Regions from separate parts of the Homo sapiens genome. Here region 2 is linked to region 1. Evidence: read pairs that join two places in POLR2A ChIA-PET (ENCODE). Cell type or tissue: GM12878. All regions are shown on one strand. Each heading gives the region's core, and the rest is flanking DNA. Links, peaks and the distances in the headings are about the cores only.

Evidence for each region. Peaks named below come from ENCODE experiments on the same cell type or tissue, not always from the same donor. Only the 100,000 strongest peaks of a DNase experiment are listed, where the experiment ranks them.
Region 2: POLR2A ChIA-PET joins it to region 1 with 5 read pairs; 7 of 35 experiments call an interaction of 5 or more read pairs at or near these places.

What each region holds. Positions count from the first base shown.
Region 1 is chr10:6,598,740-6,603,146 of GRCh38, reverse strand. No RefSeq gene overlaps it. Among named protein-coding and RNA genes, the nearest start is that of LINC02648, 18 kb to the left of the region's middle. In GM12878, for the core only: no CTCF peak of the experiment used is centred there; a DNase peak (open chromatin) is centred at 2,511.
Region 2 is chr10:6,663,266-6,667,672 of GRCh38, reverse strand. No RefSeq gene overlaps it. Among named protein-coding and RNA genes, the nearest start is that of LINC02648, 47 kb to the right of the region's middle. In GM12878, for the core only: no CTCF peak of the experiment used is centred there; no DNase peak of the experiment used is centred there.

The sequences.
Region 1 (4,407 bases), core at 298-4,297:
TTTTATTTCAGAAATGGAGAAAAAAGATTTCTACACCATAGTCAAGGTCTCTAATGGGAGAACTAACTAGTGAGAGAGGAATTATTCCCACCAGAGGGGAATTCCCTCTGACAAGCTTCTCAATTTACAAATTCTCAGCTTATGTTGAATTTGGCAAATGAGAGCCATATACACATTGTTTTTATTTTGGAATTTGGATCTATACAATTAACTAAGTGAAAGCTAGTATGCTATATGAATGCTAATTAATTGCTCCTCTTTTAAATAACAACAATTAAGACATTGTTAGCTGTACTGGTTTGCATACACAAATTGTTTGTCTTTGCTACTGGAGAAACTCACTGATCACAGCTGCATGAAAAATGTCTGGTCTACGAAACTTCCATCCATCTTCACATGATAATGCTTAGTTATGCACAATTAATTAACACTTGTAGATCAAAGGATTTTACTCTTATTTATGTCTACCTTTAACTCCTAGAATTGTGTACAATTACTTCCTGAGAAAATTTGTGCAGAATAATCACTTAACATGAAATAAAGTAATAAAACATTGAAACTGGGATGTGCATATGTGCATGAGTCTGGGATTGGGTGAGTTTCTGACAAATTGAGCATATGGAGCCTTGTGATTGATACAAAAGTAGCCATCTCTGAGAAGCCCCAAGCAGCTCGTGTTTGCACAGATTCTCTAGTGACTAAGACTGTTCTTATTTTCTCTACGCCTTTTTCCACTTTCCCATAAGCATTTTTAGACTATGCACTGTTTTTCTACACTGAAATCATCAAGTCACCTCCAAATCTTAAAACCAAGCAGAGAAAGGCCATTATTTAATCATAGCAGTTATGGGGTACAGAAGCAGTCTTCACATTTCCTACATCACATGCAGCCAGAAATCATTTCCTCCCACTGTAAACCCACCAGATTTTTTTTCAACTCACAGGAAGAAACAATGTTTTGGTCTCACTTATTTGCAGGTATATTGGAGGTTTGTATATCTTAAAAGAGAAACTGTCTCTAAGCCCCCAAACCCAAACCAAGGTTAAAAAATGCCCCCTTTTTCCTATTTGGCCTGGAAGCCAAATAATGCTTTCAAAGTAAACCTGTGCATTTTTAAAAACCAATGAGGATAATTCAGAATAAATAAATAAATAAATAAATATTCAAGTTTTCTCTCAATTTTGCAGATCTGGCCACACATCACATCAGCCTCAGGGTCTTCAACATTTTGTGACTGCCACGAGCTTTCCCCAGAACGATAAGATCAACACCGGTGGCTGAATATATCTCTGTCTCTAATTAAAGGCTTCCTTCTGTGCTGTGCTATGGATTAACTTGTAATCTACCGGCAGGTCTTCTTATGCTAGTTACCAAATACACAGTTCCAGGGACGAATTCTCTTTGAAACACCTCATTGATGAGTATTTAAAGCAGGGATCCCTAACCTCTGGCCTACAGACATGTAGCATTCCATGGCCTGGTAGAAACCAGGCTTCACAGCAGAAGGTGAGTGGCGGGCCAGCAAGCCAAACTTCATCTGTGTTCACAGCCGCTCTCCGTGGCCCACATTACCATCTGAGCTTCGCCCCCTATCAGATCAGTGATGGCATTAGATTCTCACAGGAGCATGAACCCTATCGTGAACTGTGTGTGCGAAGGATCTGGGTTGTAAGCTTCTTATGAGAATCTAAGGCCTGATGATCTGTCACTGTCTCCCATCACCCCCAGATGGGGCTGTCTAGTTGCAGGAAAACAAGCTCAGGGCTCCCACTGATTCTACTTTATGGTGAGTCGTAGAATTATTTTATTATATATTACAATGTAATAACAATAGAAATAAAGTGCATAATAAATGTAATGCACTTGGATCATCCTGAAACCATCCCTGTCTCCACCCCATCCATGGAAAAATTATCTTCCATGAAACCAGTCCCTGGTGCTGAAACGGTTGGGGACTACTAATTTAAAGGACACCCCATCATGCATCTCAACTACTATTTTTGAGGACAGATGTTAGTTATCCTGAATAATCAATTTTGTTATTCATCTGTTTCTCTTTTATATTTCTCACAGATACGATTTATCAACTGGATAATTTCTCTGAGTAATCAAGAAATTAGTAGCCTACGCTTGTAGTATGTGTTAACTGGGGAGATAAAGATTCCAAGGATAAAGAGAGTAAATTGATGTACATCTAATCAATGGATGTAACACCAATTTAAATGTTTAATCAATTCTCACAAACTCTTCAAACCCCTTGAGATGCTCTGTGTTCTCAGGTGGCTGCCATGCAGAGCCTGCGAATCCAGCAAGGGACTCTTGAGGCACCAGCAGCCTCCTTGTGAATGGCACCTGTCCCCCTAGCAAGACCACCGCCCTGGCCTGGCTTCATTACCTGGTCGTATAAAGACGGCAATGTTTCACTACCTTCCCAGAATTAGTGCTGACTCCCTTGAGTACCCAAACAGGAAATCCACAAGTTTTAAAGTACCCGTTCAATCAACCATGCTTGGTAACTTTCACACAGGCTTATGCAAGAACTTGCTCCAGTACTGTTTTTAATCATCTCTTCTGGAGCTGGCAAATTGTTTGCTTAATTTTGCATATGCCAACTCCAACGAGCTCATAATAGCTCCCAGGAGCGCTGCATTGAGAAGGATTCTGAGATCCTATATGAGCTTATGGGAAAGCACATTGTGTCAGGCAGCATTTATGCCCCATCAGTCTTGCTCCAGCCACTGCTGTAGGAACCACCTGTGCACAAGTGAACCTCACAACACCTCACTTCAGTTTCCTGCTGTCTCTTTTGCCTTCTATCTGGGGGCAGTCCTGCTCCTGTGGTGAGGAATCTCTGTAGGAACCAGCCCAGCCATGCTGCCAGTGGGCTAATTGCTGGGGCAGCCCTTGACCAGTGGGCTGAGAGCCAACAGGGAAATACTCCATTTCTGTGTCTTGGGTGGACAGTGCTGAGGAACATCCTACACCATTCCTCAGATTGCCCTTGATATGGTTTGGCTCTGTGTCCCCACCCAAATCTCATCTTGAACTGTAGCTCCCATAATTCCCACGTGTTGTGGGAGGGACCCAGTGGGAGATACTTGAATCATGGTAGTGAATAAGTCTCATAGGATCTGATGGTTTTATAAGGGGTTTCCCTTTTTGTTTGGCTCTCATTCTCTCTTGTCTGCCACCATGTAAGACATGCCTTTTGCCCTCCACCATGATTGTGAGGCCTTTCCAGCCACGTGGAACTGTGAGTCCATTAAACCTCTTTTTCTTTATAAATTACCCAGTCTCAGGTATATCTTTATCAGCAGTGTGAAAACAGACTAATACAGTCCTCCCTGGGGTTGATCCCACAGCCATAACCAGCTAATAATGCATCTATAAACCGGCTGGAATTCCCACTTTCCCTCCTCACTCTCCTCAGTTCCCCATTCCTGTTCTCTCAGATCACTTCTCAAAGTAAATTGTTTCTATAAGAGTTCTTATCTCAAGTTCTGCTTTCTTGGGGGGAAATCCAAGCTAAGAAAAGTCGCTGCTAAATTATTGGGGTTAGCCATGAATGAAGGTTTCATGGGGAGTTCTACCTCTTAAGTTCTACCTCCTGGTGTCTTCCATCCCTTACAATGATTTCAACTCCAATCAGCAGCGGAGCAACTGATACAATATCACTGAGGAGGCGGTTCAGTTAGCTGACAGTTGTTATCATTATGTATAGTTTAGAATAAACAATGTGTTTGTTTTAACTCCAAGTTCAATCTTTCGTTCATCATCTTTAAAAATTAAGACAAATGTTTCATCCTCATTATCAACAACAATATCAACAATCTTTTCTGGGTGATTTTTTTTTCAGAGTACTGTCTGAAAAGTACTGTTGAGAATGACCAAGGAGACAAAAATAGAGAACTACTTGCGAGACTAAAGTATAAATGATAAAAGAGGGTAGGGAGCTGAGGGGATGAAGAGAGGTTGATTAATGGGTACTATACTAGTTCGTTCTCACACTGCTATAAAGAACTACCTGAGACTGGGTAATTTATAAAGGAAGGGGGTTTAATTGACTCACAGTTCTACAGGCTGTACAGGAGGCATGGCTGGGAGGCCTCAGGAAACTTATAATCATGGCAGAAAGGTGAAGGGGAAGCAGGCATGTCTTCATATGGTGGCAGAAAAGAAGGAGAGCGAAGGGGGAAGGGCTGCACACCTTTAAACAACCAGATCTCATGAGAACAGTAAGGGAGAAGTCTGCCCCCATGACTCAATTGCCTCTCATGAGGCCCTTCCTGTGGGGATTGCAGTTTTACATGAGATTTGGCTAGAGACACAGAGCCAAACCATATCAGGTACAAACACACACTTAGAAGAAATAAGACCTGGTGTTTGATACATCAGTAGGTTAATTA
Region 2 (4,407 bases), core at 321-4,320, 65 kb before region 1:
TTTTTTATAGCAAATAAGCATCAGGTCATTACACAAAGTATATACAAAATAGCACTACATAATTTTCAAGGCAATGTACATATCTAAATACATTTATGGGATTCATTTGGAATGCACTGTCAATACACACAGTGACTTAGAGCTGTGATATGAGTGAACACCGATGACTTTTCCATCTCAGACTCCTGAAATGCAGTGGAAGAGGGGATGTCCAGTTACATGTTGATGAATAAAAATAGCAAAGGAAATATATAAGTAGAAAGCCCATAATAAGACAGAGTCTCCCAGTCATCCACACGACCACAACAGTCCCATTTAGTAAACTGTACTGCAGTTCCCTGAGTGATGGTCTGGTGTCCGTAATGAATAGTGCCTCTGTCCAATGTACCAACGTCTGGCCCTCAGGAAAAAAAAATATATATATATAAAATATATATAAAATATATAAATATATATAATATATATTTATATATTATATATCATATATAACATATATTATATATCATATATAACATATATAAATATTATATTGTATATATCATATATATAATTTATATATAAAATATATATATATATATATAAAATAATGTGCTGGGCTCATCTGACTTTTGTACGTAAGGCCCTGCACATGGAAAGTTGTCCACTTAGATAACAGGAATTATGCAGCATCAAATATGTCATTACCATACATCTAGAAGCATTTAGAGCCTTTCTAAATTTTATAACCACAGGACAGATTTGACATGATGGAGTTAACATTCATGCTTCAGCTATTTGTGAGTCATACGTGAAGGATATTTTATGTGTCCTTTTGTGGAGGCTTGATTTGGAGACAGGAGTCAGTCCCTGGGGTCTTTAGTGACCGTCTTCAACTAGGCTGCATTGCATCCCAATCGTGACACAACCTCACTGCGGCCAGGCAGTAAATTCAATGAGTAGATATTGTCAACCCCATTGCACTGATGAAGAAGCTGAGAAGAGTATGTCTGCAGTGGTGGTTTGGTAATGGACTATCTCAATGATTTCTAGACGCATCTCTTGTAAATTATTCATCCCAAATGTCAGGTATCTACTTTGTTGGCTCTTCTTTGAAAATGCCACATGGAAGAAAATCCCTCAACCATATGAGAACTGTCTTAACTGCCTTTGTCTGTTTTCTGTCTTCTTTTTTTCAGAACCAGCTCTCACAAGTGCCTCTAATGAATTTGGCTGCTTATTGGGCTTATCAAATATAGGGTAACTTCATATTTGCATTGCAAATTCATCACCTAAAGAATGAGCTGACATTTCATTTGTTTCTAGGCAGGTCTTCAAGTCTTCCAATTGGAGCACGTATTCTAGATATACTAAAATATATCCGAATAGATTTTTAAAATTTTTATTTCAAAAAATCATTCTATGAAAATAGATCCTCACACTGGCTTAAGGAAAAATAATTTATTATGAGAATGTGAAAAGGTCTTTCGAAACCTGAGAATGAGAATGCAATTGAACCTTATAAAAAACTAAAACCAGGAGCCTGAATAAGCTGCGTACTGCGCTCTGTCTCCTGTCTCTCCCCTCTACTCTTATCTGCACATCTCACTTGGTTTTTTCTCTTGTTCTGCAGAACCGCATGGCAGGAAACAGGGCTAACAGCATCTCTTGTGCTTTCCATCTCACTGCTTCAGGCACTAAACAGATACCAAACAGACTCTCAGTTTCAGACCTAGTATCTCAAGGAAGAGACTCATCAGCCCAGCCTGGAACAGGTCCTATGTTTGCACAGACCAACTCTGGACATGAATAAGAATCGCGTCTTTTTTTTTTTTTTTTTTTTTTGAGACGGAGTCTCGCTCTGTCGCCCAGGCTGGAGTGCAGTGGTGCGATCTCGGCTCACTGCAAGCTCCGTCTCCCGGGTTCATGCCATTCTCCTGCCTCAGTTTCCCGAGTAGCTGGGACTACAGGCACCCGCCACCGCGCCCGGCTAATTTTTGTATTTTTAGTAGAGACGGGGTTTCACCGTGTTAACCAGGATGGTCTCGATCTCCTGACCTCGTGATCCGCCCGCCTCGGCCTCCCAAAGTGCTGGGATTACAGGCGTGAGCCACGATGTCCGGCCTTTTTTTTTTTTTTTTAATGAACAGATAATTGTGTGGAGTGTGTGTGCGTGTAAGCACAAATGCCAGGAATTGTTACTACTGACTTTCTTAGTCTGTCTTTTATCTTTAAAGCCAAAATCTCAAAATATCACTAATGATTTTTCTCTATTTACTTGGCTAAGCAGGAATAAAATAACTTCATATTTAAATGTTCCTTTAAATTACACCAAAACGTTTTCTTTTATTTTTACCAAAGTATATATAAGTATATCAAGGCTATAATGTTTTTCATGAGTTTGTATTAGGTTGATCAGGTATCCAGATGATATACAATTATCATCCAAATATATTTTGAATTGTCTGAAATATTTGAATTGAATTTAACTTGATCTTCCTTCTCAAAAAATTTGTAATAACAAAAGCATACTGGAGAGTACTAAATAACACATTATGGATTCATAATATTTACACATCTGCAAAAATAATGATTAAGACATATGCTCCAAGCATTTTTTTAAAAGGAAATTAGCTATATTGTTACTTGCTAATTTCTTCAAAATTTTCCTTACTCTGTCCACATGATGGACCCTGGCTTCCTAGGTATGTTTTTATTCTAAATCACAACCACTTGTTATCTTAAGGATAATCTATTAGCTTGATAACAAGAGCAAAGTAATAAATGTTTTGAATGATCCTCTATAGCAGTAGGCAAGATTAAAAGGTAAACATGAAAATGTAGACAGATGATTGTTAAACAAATGTAGTAATAAATAAGAAATTATTTTTAAACAAATAGATACTAAAAATTGACGTATGATATGTATATAAAGGCCTAATAAATTGATTTGCTAATGGTTCCTTGGGTTCATTAACATCGATCTTTGGCATACCGTCCATTCATAAGTATACTGAATTCCTTTCCAAATTGCCAGTATCCTTATTCCTCAGCCAGCAATGTAATCACTTCAATTAGAATGAGAGAGAGTTTATTTAGTAGATACTTGTACAGAACTATCTCTGATTTCAAGGAAAACAAATTAAGCAATATAATTTGGGAGACTGAGTCATGAAATAGGAGTCCGAAGACCCCACTTTTATTCTGGATCCAACACAAAGCTATTATATGACCCTAAAAAAGTCATTTCAATATGCCAAGTCTCAGTTTTTGCATGTATCAATCATTTCACAGAGATACAGGGAAGATTTTATTTGACAAAAACAAATGTATATACAATGAAATGCATAGCTGTTGAGTGTCCAATTTGATACATTTTAGCAAATGTAAGCATGGAGTGTCACCAACACCCAGGTGAAAATACGGAACATTAGCCAGGCTTGGTGATGAGTCTCTCTAAAAAAAATTAAATCAAAATATCGAACATTTCTCTCTCCCCAGAAAGTTTCCTCGTAGAGTGGAAGAATTTCAAGATGTCTTCAGTACTGCATCACCTATAAATCTGGACTTCATTATGAATCACAACCAGGAGGATAGGCCCGTGAATCTACTTCCCTGTGACTAAATTATTCGTTTTATTCATACTATTTTCTCCCTAGACCAATAGTTCCCAAACTGTACTAGGATAATTCCTGGGACAAATCATCTGGCTTGAGAGGTGGGAAACAGCCAATACAGTTAGCCAGGTAACAGGGTCAAACTCATGGGAGCATCAGGCAAAGCTGAGCATGTCTCTTTACTGCAAGACCCGTCAGCACCTTTTCATTGTCTTAATGTGCATTGCAACTCTGTCCTATGAAAACATGCAATGCCTATTTCCAAAACTTATTGTCCACAGTGTATTTTTATTTCAAAACACCTACTTATATCTCAAAGGAACTCAAGTTGCTGCTAAGACAATTGGGAAATGCTTACCTTGATCATGACAGACTCAAAAACTGTCAAGGAAGGCTGAGAACATTCCAAAGACCTCAGCTGCCATCGACTTGTGTTACTGAGACGTCCTGTGAGGAAACCCTCTTTTCCCAAGGTTTCTGACTAGTTCAGTTCACTAATATTGTGGAATGGATAAAGTCAACATGGAAGAATCTCCCCTCTCCTACCATTTTGGGGGAAATTGGTGTCTAACACTGCAGCTTTGTTTTGTTTTTCATACTTTAAGTTCTAGGGTACATGTGCACAATGTGCAGGTTTGATATATAGGTATACATGTGCCGTGTTGGTTTGCTGCACCCATCAACTCATCATTTACATTAGGCATTTCTCTTAATGCTATCCCTCCCCCAGCCCCCCACCCCCTGACAGGCCTCGGAGTGTGATGTTCACCACCCTATATCCAAGTGATCTCATTGTTCAATTCCCACCTATGAG